Regions from separate parts of the Homo sapiens genome. Here region 2 is linked to region 1. Evidence: chromatin contacts called from ENCODE Hi-C or POLR2A ChIA-PET data. All regions are on one chromosome and are shown on one strand. Each heading gives the region's core, a stretch centred on a gene start or an enhancer-like site at or near the end of the contact. The rest is flanking DNA. Distances are from core to core; before and after follow the strand shown. Region 1 holds the start of P2RX1 (purinergic receptor P2X 1). Region 2 has its middle 31 kb from the start of UBE2G1.

Region 1 (6,414 bases), core at 326-2,825:
CTTCCTTTTCCCTCCCTCCCTCCCTTCCTCCCTCCGTTCCCTCCCACCCCACCCACTCTCTAGAACGCATATCAGGGAGAAGGGTGGCTGAAAAGGGACCCAGAATGGCCCACACAGTCTCAGCACCCACCCCACTCCCCATCACAAGCAGCTGTGTCCTGGTGCCTCCCATTCCAATGGCCACAGGGGCAGCTGGGAAAGGAACTGTCTAGGGTCAAGGTCAGGCCAAGGGGAGACGTGGCCACCACAGTTCTGGCTCCCAGCATCTCTGGATTTTCTTTAGAAAAGCCCATGACACCCACTGGATTAGCAGAAACTCCGCGAGGGGTGAGGCTGATCTACTTGACAAGGAGAGACTGACCTGGGTGCTGGAAGGGGCCATGGGCAGCCCTCTGTGGGTGACCCCCATTCAGACAGGCTGCCGGGATTCCCAGCCCCAGGGCCTGGCTCCCTGCCCAGAGCACTTCCAGCTCATGGCTCGCCAGCAAGAAGACTCCTTATCAGCCTTAAGGGTGGGGCGGCTCCGACGACAGGGCCGTGGGGGCTCGCCAGGGAGGCCCCTGCTTCCAGCTTGAACCTCCAGTACCACCCCGGGTGAGCTTGGGCAACTCATTTCTCTTCTCTGAGCTTGGTTTTCTCATCTTCAAAACGAGGGGTGGGGCTGGGGAGGCCTCCAGCTCTGAGGAGCCAACGTGGGACCCTCTGCCCACCCCAAACCCCTGTGTTCAGGGCCCGAGCTGGGGGTGGGAAGGGAAGGCAGGGACTGCAGAGGTGCTGTGCCCCAGACTCAATGGTGGCCTCCAGTTCTCTGTCCCGTGTTGCTGAGACCCATCCCCTGTGAGCCTCGACCTAGAAGGAACAGCCCTTATTACCCCAATTTACAGATGAGGAAGCAGGCTCGGAGAGGCAAGGTGACACCCAGCCCCCACAGCCAAGAAGTGGCAGAGCCAGGGATCTCCGAGGTCAGGCTCTCTCGGCTGGTCTTGGGCCCCCCATGGCACTGGTGACGGATGTGGTGCTGGTCTTGGCTGGGCACCTGCCACCTCTCTCCCTCTGATGGTGGCCCCGGCAGGACAGACAGTGGGAGAGGAGAGCTGGGGGATAGAGATGCCAGCTCAGCACCGAGGTTGACCGGGCACAGGCCAGGCTGGAACTCAGAGCCTCCTTCCTCTCTGCCTTGCTCGCTGCAGACCCCCAGGGACGAAGCAGCCAACCCTGGTGGGGGAGGGTGGAGGGTGGTGGATGGGGCTGGGGATGGAGGTCTCATTTTGGCAGTGGAGGGGAGTCGCGGGGAGTCCCCTAATCTGAGGAGACTCCAGCTTCCCCCAGGCCCTGGCCAGAGCTCCATCTTGCCAGGTTTTGGGGGGAGGATAACTTGAGGAGTCGACTGAGAGCTTTATCTTTGCCCCTGTGACGGGTGGCCTGTGGTTTCCTGCCAACAACTCCTGTTTCCGGAGGCCCAACAAGGCCCACGCAGAGCCAGGAGGGGCAGTGGGGCTGGGCCTGGGTGGCCCCACCAGCCCCGCCCCATCTATCTTTGGGAATTTATTTGTCCATGGGCGAGGCTGGCCTGCAGTCTGTTGCCTTCCAGGGGCCAAGAGCTGCTCTGATCACCCAGGGATTCTCTCTCCAACCCAAGTGCCTCCAGCTGACCTCTGGCTCCTGTCCTCTGGCTCCACCTGCACCGCCCTGCTCTTCCTAAGGGGCCAGGAAGCCCCCAGAAGCTCTACCATCGACGTGGGTGGTGGCACCCGGCTCACCCTGAGAGCAGAGGCCGTGCAGGGGGCTCAGTTCTGAGCCCCAGCCGGCCCACCATGGCACGGCGGTTCCAGGAGGAGCTGGCCGCCTTCCTCTTCGAGTATGACACCCCCCGCATGGTGCTGGTGCGTAATAAGAAGGTGGGCGTTATCTTCCGACTGATCCAGCTGGTGGTCCTGGTCTACGTCATCGGGTGAGTCCGGGCGCCTCCCGCTGCCTGCACCAGCCCCTACCCCGGGCCTGTCCTCCAGACTCTGACATCCCTTGCGTGACACCAGCGAGCCCCTCTTCCTCTCCATCCAGGGGAAGGCCTTCCTGGCAAGCCACTGTGCGAGAATAGAAAATCCTGCCAACTCGCTGTTGAGATGGGGACGAGGCCGGAGGGGAAGCCCTGCCCGGGGGCCTTCGGTGAACAGGAGGCAGAGTCTCTGGGTTCTGAGGAGCCGGCTCAGTGTTATGGTTCCTTTGAGTGGTTAGTGGTGTTCAGGGCCAGGGCACCACCAACCACAGCCACTGAGTCCTCGACCTCTGACCGCCTGCCAAACCAGGCCGCCACTGACACACAGAGGCCATACCCCACACCCGTCACCCCATATGACAAGTTAGAGAGAGACAGACTCTGCTGCCAGCTTCCCTGCCTGAGCAAGGGACATCCAGGGACGTTTGAGGCCCCCGGAGCAGAGAAACTCTCACATTCTGAATACCTGGTGCCTTCATGTTGGCATGTCAGGCGGAGGACAGAGATTGGTTCTGGTCCCAGGGATGATAGTTCCTTTCTGGGCATCTCCGGACCTGTCCCACCGGGCTGGGAGTGCAGAATCAGAGGCAGCGTGGGACGCTCCTGCAGTATGGTTGTCTCGGGAGCCAAGACAGGCCTGGCAGAGGCTGGCACACTTGTGAGTGTGCATATGGAGCTCTGTGCCTATATGTGTCTGGGTGTGTGTCCCTGGTGCTGAGTGCCCACATGTGGGTACCCTTATGTGTACATATGGCTGTGCCCATGTCTGCCCTGTGGCCAAGTGTCTGGGTGGCCAGTGTGTGTCCCCTGTGTGTGGTGCATCTTGTCCACTCACAGTGACTCTGCAGAGGTCTCCTGGAGGCCCCAGGGCCACTGGAGGGGGCTCAGCCCCTGCTGGGGTCCTAGGGGTGCCCAGTAGCCCCTGCCTGCCTTTGCCGTGTGATTCTGAGAGCTCTACCCTCCCCATTTTTACCATGGTTCCGAACCAGAACTGCTAAATGGAGTCCAGGGCAGGCTGACCCAGGGCCCAAACAAGGACCATGAAGTCCTAGTCCCCCGGAAACTTCTGGCGTCCAAAAGAGCCCTCCTTCTGTCCCACCAGTCCCCAGAACCTCAGAGCCGGCCAGGTGGACCCAGGGCCAGACCCCAGCCTTGACCTCTCCTCTCTCTTGTTCAGAAACTAATTTGACATCTGTGATGTCTGAGCTTGTGAGGGAAACTGAGGCCCAGAGAGGGGCAGTGGGGTTTCCAGGTCCACAGCAAGTCAGCAGCAAACCCAGGGTTGCAGCTGAGCCCTCCTGACCCCCAGGCCTCTGCTGTGCCTTCTCCTTCCTCACCATCACAAGGGGCTGTGGATCCTTTCTACTGGGCACTGATGGTGGGATGCCAGGTACAGGACGGGCCGGAAGTCCACCCTTAGTATCACTCCTGACCGTCCCTGGGAGAGGCTGTCTGCGCAGGCCCAGCCTACCCTTGCTGGAAGAGGCTGGGGGAAGGCTGTCCTCTCTCTGCCCCTGCGGCTCCCTAGTTCTGCTTTCAGATCTGCAGGTGTGAGGGGCACCAGGTCCCTCCTCTGTGTGTGTCACAGGCTGTCAGCGTTGGAGGGACCCACCCATTCCCAGCCGTAGCCTATGCCCCAAGCTGCTGCCCAGCCGGGAACCTATACCTCCAGTGACGGGGACCTCACTACCGTCCTCCTGCCTGTCTTCCCTCCCAAGACTGTCTAATCAGTTTCCAAATGGATGTGGCCCTTCTCGGTGTCTGTGGGGCTCAGGACCACAGGGATTAGCCAGGATCTCACAGCTTAGTAAGAGACTAACCAGGATTTGAACCCACCTGCATGGCTCCAAAGTCAGCCTTGATATTCTGGAAAGGCAACCTCCTCAGAGAGAGGGCACTGGCCTGCCCACGTCACACAGCAGAGGGTGGAAGGAAGGCAGAGTCCGTCATCACCAGCAACCCCCAGGGCTGCAGGCCCAGGCTTCCAGCTCCTGCTCAGGCTGTGGTGCCTGCTGTCTCTTGCGCCCTCGTCTGGCCACTGCTCAGTACTGCACTGACCTCTCAGCCAGGAACCCACAGCGGCAAACCGAACCCCTGACCCAGCCTGGACTTGGTCTTGGCATCTCCGGACTCAGCTTCCTAACCGGCCCGTGGGGCACGGGTTGCAGGGGACCACCCCCCCCAAGAGTGCACTCAGCTCAGCACTTTGCTGTTTCCTGAGGAGGGCTTTGCTTTCATGTCTGATCCTGTGGGCACTGCCAGGGGATGGAAAGGAGCATGAGAGAAGAGCCAGGCCCCCGTGTCCCAGACACAGGGCAAAGCCTGGGTGGGGGATGGGTGGACACAGAGACAGACCTGGACAGAGGGACAAACGCCAGAGCACAACTCAGACGAAGGGTGGGAGGTCCCGAGACTCAGAGATGGACAGAGTTACTGAGGCTGAGCAGGGAGGCTGAGAAGCCAAGAACACAGACTCAGGAGGAAAACCGAGGCCATGGTCTCCGCCAGTCATGCTCCTCCAGGAGATCCTGGGCAAGTGCAGGCAGTGAGTGGGCCTGAGACCAGAAGGCTGAGCTGAGCTGACCCTCTCAGATCCAGTTAAGATGGTCTCAGTTAAGGCTGGGCACAGTGGCTCATGCCTGTCATCCCAACACTTTGGGAGGCTGAGGTGGGAGGATCACCTGAGGTCAGGAGTTTGAGATCAGCCTGGCCAACATGGTGAAACCCCGTCTCTACTAAAAATAGAAAAAATTAGCTGGGTGTGGTGGTGCACGCCTGTAATCCCAGCTACTTGGGAGGCTGAGGCAGCAGAATCACTTGAACCCTGGAGGCAGAGTGGAGCTGAGATTGCCCCATTGCACTCCAGCCTGAGTGACAGAGTGAGACTCCATCTCAAAAAAAAAAAAAAAAAGATGGTCTCAGTTAGAGCTCTCCCCGAAGAGCTGATGAGCTCTCTGTCCCTGGTGGTGTACAGGCAGTGGGGAGGAAGCCAGGGAGGCCTTCCTGGAGGAGGTGACACACTGATGGAACCAGCCATAAGCAAAGACCTGGGGGCTGTGGGCTGGGCTGGCCTGCTCTCAGCTTTCTCTCCAGTCCCTCTGGGTCTCTTCTCAACTAAGTCCTCACTCATCCCCTGCGCCTCCACACAGACCTCTTGAAATCACATGTTCTGAGATCTCCAAGTGGAGATCAGAGTGCACCAATCAGGGAGAAGGATGGATAGAAATTATTGGGGGGAGAAACACATCCAGGGACCGTTTCTGCAGCATCTTCTCCATGCCTGGTGCTGTGCCGGGGAACAGAGGTGGGACATGGAATGGAGAGAGGGAGAGGGAGGAACTGAGGGTGAATTAGCCAGACTCCTTTGGTTCCTGTGAGAAAAGTCTAATCAAACAGATTTAAAAGGAAGGGTGGGCCGGGTGCGTTGGCTCACGCCTGTAATCCCAGCACTCTGGGAGGCTAAGGCGGGTGGATCACTTGAGGTCAGGAGTTTGAGACCAGCCTAGCCAACATGGTGAAAACCCATCTCTACTAAAAATACAAAAATTAGCTGGGTGTGGTGGCGCACGCCTGTAATCCCAGCTACTCGGGAGGCTGAAGCAGGAGAATCGATTGAACTTGGGGGGCGGAGATGGCAGTGAGCCGAGATCGCACCACTGCACTCCAGCCTGGGCAACAGGGTGAGACTCCGTCTCAAAAAAAAAAATAAAAAAACAAACAAATAAATGAATATATAAATAAAAGGAAAGGTGGGGGTATCCGGTGGTTTATGTAACTGAAAAATCAGTGTGGGTTTCAGGCCCGGCTGGATCCTCCAGGATGAAGACACAGGAGGAGTAAGGTTTAGAGGGGAGAGGGGATGAGGAATTCCTGCGGGTCCAGTCTTGGTTCTCAAAAGAAGCTGCCCATGACCTATCTCCCTTTCCTGGCTCTTCTTTCCTCTGTGGAGGCTTCATTCTCAGGCAAGTTCTCTGTCTTCACAGTGGTGAAACGGCCACCAGCAGCTCCAAGCTAACATCTCACCAGTTTAGCCACTCCCGAGGCACAAGAGTGGCTCCTTCTCCAGAGCTCCAGCAAAAGTCTCAGGTTCAATTCTTATTGGCCGGGGTCGGGTCCCGTGCCCACCCCAGAACCAATCAATCATTGCAGTCAAGGAAACGGAATGCCCTGATTGGAGGAGCCTGGTTGCGTGCCCACCCTTCCAGGCTCTCCTGTCGGGACACAGTGTGAACCAAGGTCTTGGGGCCGGAGAGGAATAGAGAAGGTGTCACTGGGACTAGGCTGAAGGGGCCATAAAAGGAGCCCAAGGGAGAGGCTGTGAAAGGGAGAGCAGGGGCGATGGCGAAGGCCTTTGAACACCAGGCTGAGGCGCCCGGATTTCTTCTGCAGGCAGAAGGGAGCCAAGACAGGATGTCTAG
Region 2 (5,793 bases), core at 3,001-5,500, 480 kb before region 1:
CAAAGTACTGGGATTACAGACATGAGCCACCTCGCCCAGCCTCTTTTTTTTTTTTTTTTTTTGAGACAGAGTCTCAGTCTGTCGCCCAGCCTGGAGTGCAGTGGTGCAATGTCGGCTCACTACAACCTCCGCCTCCCAGGTTCCAGCAATTCTCCTGCCTCAGCCTCCTGAGTAGCTGAGATTATAAGTGTGTGCTCCATGCCTGGCTAATTTTTGTATTTTTATAAAGATGGGGTTTCACCATGTTGGCCAGGCTGGTCTCGAACTCCTGACCTCAGGTGATTCACCTGCCTTGGCCTCCCAAAGTGCTGAGATTACAGGTGTGAGCCACCACACCCAGCTCTAGATAGCCTTTTAGATACAAATACTGCCTTAGTCCGTTTGTGCTACTACAGTGGAATGCCTGAGACTGGATAATTTATAAGAAACAGAAATTTATTTCTCATAGTTCTGGAGGCTGGGAAGTCCAAGATTAAGGTGGTGGCATCTGGTGTGGGCCTTCTTGCTGTGTCTTCACATGGCAGAAAGCAGAAGTCAAGCAGGGACAAATGCTGTGTTCTCACATGTCAGAAGAGTGAAAGGACAGAACCCACTTCTGTGAGCCCTTTTAATGGCAGCATTTATGTATTCATGAGGGCAGAGCTCTCATGACCTAAACACCTCCCACTAGGCCCTACCTCCCAACACTGTTGCATTGAGGATTAAGTTTCCAATTCACCAGGTGTGGTGGCTCATGCCTGTAATCCCAACACTTTGGGAGGCCGAGGTGGGCAGATCACATGAGGTCAGGAGTTCAAGACCAGCCTAGCCAACATGGTGAAACCCTGTCTGTACTAAAAATACAAAAATTAGCCAGGCATGGTGGCAGGCACCTATAATCCCAGCTACTTGGGAGGCTGAGACAGGAGAATCTCTTGAACCCGGGAGGCAGAGGTTGCAGTGAGCCAAGATCACACCATTGCACTCTAGCCTGGATGACAAGAGTAAAACTCCATCTCAAAAACAAAAACAAAAAAGTTTCCAATTCATGAATTTTGGGGAACACACTCAGACCATAGCAAATATACTACAATTTATTTATCAATTATCCTATTTCCAGTTTAGAGCTATTAAACAAAACTGCTGCAAACAGGCTGGGCACAGTGGCTCACGCCTGTAGTCCCAGCACTTTGGGAGGCCGAATTGGGTGGATCACTTGTGGTCAGGAGTTCGAGACAGGCCTGACCAACATGGTGAAACCCTGTCTCTACTAAAAATAAAAAAAAAATTAGCCGAGCATGGTGATGCACGTCTGTAATCCCAGCTACTCGGGAGGGCTGAGGCAGGAGAATCACTTGAACCCGGGAGGTGGAGGTTGCAGTAAGCTGAGATTGCACCATTGCACTCCAGCCTGGGCAATAAGAGCAAAAACTATGTCACAAAAACAAACAAACAAACAAAAAACTCTGGTCTTTGCACAGCCAGCTTTGCGTGAATTACTCTTTCTCCGTTGCAATTCCCCTGTCTTGATGAATCGGCTGTCTAGGCAGCGGGCAAGGTGATCCCCTTGGGCAGTTATACAACCAGCTTTCCATTTTGCAAACAGTCTAATGATCTTTACTTAGATTTTAAAAATCCTGTTTGACAATGATTATCTAATATATTTTTTTCATATCAAATGTTTCTATCCAGTGGGAATCTCTGAACTGGATTTTTCCAACATTATCTCCCTTTGCAGCAAATTTGAAATAAAAAATTTTAATCTGTGGTCATATAAGTACATCTTCTCACGTCCTCTCTTCCCACCACCTCTGACACATACCTACACTTTGATGATTATTATTATTATTTTATTTATTTATTTTGAGATGGAGTGTCTGCTCTTGTTGCCCAGGCTGGAGTGCAGTGATGCAATCTTGGCTCACTGCAACCTTCACCTCTCCGGTTCAAGCGATTTTCCTGCCTCAGCCTCCCGAGTAGCTGGGATTACAGGCACCAGCCACCATACCCAGCTAATTTTTGTATTTTAGTAGAGATGGGGTTTCACCATGTGGGCCAGGCTGGTCTTGAACTCCTGACCTCAAGTGATCCACCCGCCTCAGCCTCCCAAAGTGCTGGGATTACAGGCGTGAGCCACCTGCCCATCCAGAACTACAATTTTAGAGAGAGCCACTCACAAGAGAAAATTGGGCAAGGAAAAAAAACTAAAATTTTCAATGAAGAAACTAGAGGGTAGGGGTGGGGAGGCATATCCACAGCCTCATCTTTTTTTTAAATATTTCTGAAAGATCCCCCAAGGTTCCTTTAACAGTTTCCTGGCACTCCTTAAACCCTGATGGCCTAAGGCCGGGTGTGGTGGCTCATGCCTGTAAGCACACCTTGGGAGGCCGAGGTGGCAGATGACCTGAGGTCAGAAGTTCGAGACCATCCTGACCAATATGGTGAAACCCCGTCTCTACTAAAAATAAAAAATTAGCTGGGTGTGGTGGCAGGTGTCTGTAATCCCAGCTACTCAAGAGGCTGAGGCAGGAGAATCGCTTGAACCCGGGAGGTGGAGGTTGCAGTGAGGTGAGATCGTGCCACTGCACTCCAGCCTGGGAGACAGAGTGAAACCCTGTCTCAAAAAAAAAAAAAAAAAGAAAGAAAAAGAAAAAGGAAGAAAAGAAAAGAAAAATGGCTGGGCACGGTGGCTCACGCCTGTAATCCCAGCACTTTGGGAGGCCGAGGCGGGCGGATCACAAGATCAGGAGTTCGAGACCATCCTGGCTAACACGGTGAAACCCCATCTCTACTAAAAACACACACACACAAAAAAAATTAGCCGGGCATGGTGGCACGCACCTGTAGTCCCAGCTACTCAGGAGGCTGAGGCAAGAGAATCGCTTGAACCCGGGAAGTGGAGGTTGCAGTGAGCCAAGATCACGCCATTGCACTCCAGCCTGGGCAACAGAGCGAGACTCTGTCTCAAAAAACAAAAACAAAACCTGGTGGCCTAAAGGGCACCCCACCTCCTCCCGCCCCCTGCCCCACATGGCACGTAAAAAGGGGAAGAAAAACTCAAAAGCCCAAGTAGTCAGCAGTCTCTGCCAATGGCAGATCAAAACAGCAGTAAAAGATCTGCAACCAAACGAGATTTGATTTACATAAGTCTCATTTTGATCATATTTTCTCCAGCGTCTTACCCCACCCTGGACTCCCCCGGCAGGTGTCCCAAGCCCCTCCCCTCCAGTTTACTCCTAACCCATCTTGAGGGCCTGGGCTCCCAGTTCCCTCCCTCAAAGGATCCGTCGTCTTTCAGACCCTCCCTGAGAGCAGAGACTGGTTTACACCGCCTGGAATCCAGTCCAGCAGGTGGTGTCAGGAACTGTAACCGATGGCATGTTCGCCAACACTGGGGTCCTGCAGGCAGAGCTGGAACTGGCCACTGGGACCCAAGCCCTCTGTGCGCTGCCCAGACCCACGCTCAGAGCCTGTGACTTCAGGACCCTCATCTAGAAGCTCCTGGAAGTTGGCCCAGAAGGATCTGCCCAGCACCCACCCACCCACCCCAGCCATGTCCAGTGGGAGCACAGGAAACGTCCCAGGGTCTGCAGAGGGATCCTACAGACCATTCTCTCTCCCATCTGCCTTCTTTTTTTGTTTGTTTGTTTTGTTTTGTTTTTTGAGACGGAGTCTCGCTCTTGTTGCCCAGGCTGGAGTGCAGTGGCGCGATCTCAGCTCACTGCAACCTCCGCCTCCCGGATTGCAGCGATTCTCCTGCCTCAGCTCCCGAGTAGCTGAGATTACAGGCATGTGCCACCACACCCGGCTAATTTTTTGTACTTTTAGTAGAGATGGGGTTTCACCATGTTGGCCAGGCTGAGCTCCTAACCTCAGGTGATCCACTTGCCTCGGCCTCCCAAAGTGCTGGGATTACAGGCGTGAACCACCGCCCCGGCCTCCTTGTGCCTTCTTTGTCATTGTAATTAACTGCTGGGGATACCTTTTGTTAACGGTAGAAAGTTATGCAAATGACCGAAACTGGTATTGTTATTACTAAGAGGCGCTGGGTTTCAAAATCACTTTGAATATTCTAGCACCGAATCTTGTCTGTCCTGTGCCTGGGGGCCTGCACACACTGTCTTTTTCCTCCTTTGTGAACGGCAGGGTTGAGGCCTTCCTGTTCGAGAAGTGGGTGGTTTGCCAAGCTACCTGGGGTGTACATAGAACTTGAACTTTGGAGTCAGACTGGCAAAGGCTGGCTGCTTCCCCTGCGCCTTGGTTACCGTTTGTCCTTACACAAGTCACTTGGCTTCTTGGAGTCTCAGTTTTGTCATCTGTGGAAGAGGAGTGAACACCCTCCTTAGAGACAGCTGCCACGGTGACCATCTGCGAGCTGATGGAGGTAGAGTTCCTGGTGCCCTTTAGGGTGGCAGTTGTGTCGGTACTCCCGAGGACCAGGACCAGGTGGCCGTGGCTGTCTGGAACTGCTACGGAAGAACGGGCAAGGCTGCCAGATTTCGCAAATAAAAATACATGCACACGGTTAAATTTGAATTTCAAATAAGCAGCTAAATTTTGTTGTATAATTATATCCCATGCAGTATTTGGAATATACTTATACTGAAAAATTAGTCGGGCGTGATGGCTCACGCCTGTAATCCCAGCACTTTGGGAGCCCAAGGCGGGCAGATCACCTGAGGCCAGGAGTTCGAGACCAGCCTGGCAAACATGGCAAAATCCTATCTCTACTAAAAATACCAAAATTGACCGGTGTGGTGCTGCACATCTGTACTGCCACCTACTTGGGAGGCTGAGGAACGAGAATTGCTTGAACCCGGGAGGCAGAGGTTGCAGTGAGCCTCAATCGTGCCACTGCACTCCAGCCTGGGCAACAGAGCGAGACTCTGTTTCTAATAACAATAATAATAATAATAATTCCTTATCTGAAATTAAATTTAACTAAGTGTCCTTTTTCTCTTTCTTTCTTTTTTTCTTTTTGAGACAGGGTTTTACCCTGTCACCCAGGCTAGAGTGCAGTGGTGTAATCATGGTTCACTGCAGCCTCGACCTCCTGGGGTCAGGTGATCCTCCCACCTCAGCCTCCCAAGTAGGTAGGACTACAGGTGCAAGCCACCATTCCCAGCTACTTGTTGCTTTTTTAAAAATTTTTGGTACAGATGGGGTTTCGCCGTGTTGTCCAGGCTGGTAACTGAGTGTTACTGTATTTTATCTGGCTATCCTAAGAAAAGAGGTTAAAGTGCTTAGAATGGGGGTTCTTGCTGCCCCTGAGAGATATCTTCATTTGGGATTGGCAACTGTGGGAGAGAGAGGGCAAGAGCCACTGGAATAAACATGGGCCAGGGAGGCTGAGGCAGGAGAATCCTTTGAACCTGAGAGGCGGAGGTTACAGTGAGCTGAGATTGCGCTACTGCACTCCAGCCTGGGTGTCAGTGTGAGACTCTGTCTCAAAGAAAGAAAGAAAGAAAGAAAGAGAAAGAGAGAGAGAGAGAGACAGAGAGAGAGAAAGAAAGAAAAAAGGAAGGAAGGAAGGAAGGCAGGAAGGAAGGAAGGAAGGAAGGAAGGAAGGAAGGAAGGAAGGAAGGAAGGAAGGAAAGAAGGAAGGAAGGAAGGAAGATGGGCCAAAGGAGGAGAAGGATCTAGAATACCAAGGCCTGGAGAGGGCAATGACCTCCTGGCCTGGTTCACTACCTGCTGATCTCAAGCCAGCAGCAAACACACTCTGGAAGCCTGGATGGGGGCTAGGCTTAGCTGGACCCAGCTCTCCAGCCTCCAGCCTACATACTACCCCCTCCATCAGTCAGGAGCCCGCTC

What was found. Hi-C counts contacts between places; a loop is a spot of excess contacts on that map. ChIA-PET counts read pairs that join two places held with the same protein, here RNA polymerase II (POLR2A). Pooled maps may share reads with other maps.
Region 2: a map with no recorded cell type shows a loop between it and region 1 (4-fold over the local background). The contact joins the enhancer-like site here to the promoter of P2RX1 in region 1. A Hi-C loop is called at or near these places in 10 of 37 single-sample maps with no recorded cell type and 5 of 50 pooled maps. POLR2A ChIA-PET finds 5 or more read pairs at or near these places in 1 of 52 experiments (OCI-LY7).

Annotation. Positions count from the first base shown.
Region 1 is chr17:3,911,626-3,918,039 of GRCh38, reverse strand. P2RX1 (purinergic receptor P2X 1) reads left to right here and starts at 1,575. Exons shown (of 12, transcript NM_002558.4): 1 at 1,575-1,951. The coding sequence starts at 1,815. RefSeq lists enhancers at 2,402-2,471, 3,194-3,263, 3,374-3,453, 3,684-3,753, 3,824-3,883 and 1 more.
Region 2 is chr17:4,394,573-4,400,365 of GRCh38, reverse strand. No RefSeq gene overlaps it. Among named protein-coding and RNA genes, the nearest start is that of UBE2G1, 31 kb to the right of the region's middle. RefSeq lists enhancers at 3,132-3,901, 4,239-4,318, 3,902-4,672. Within about 2 kb of position 4,250, at least 6 of the 41 ENCODE cell types and tissues checked have a DNase peak (open chromatin) inside an H3K27ac peak, as active enhancers do; they include OCI-LY7, where a contact is called at or near this core.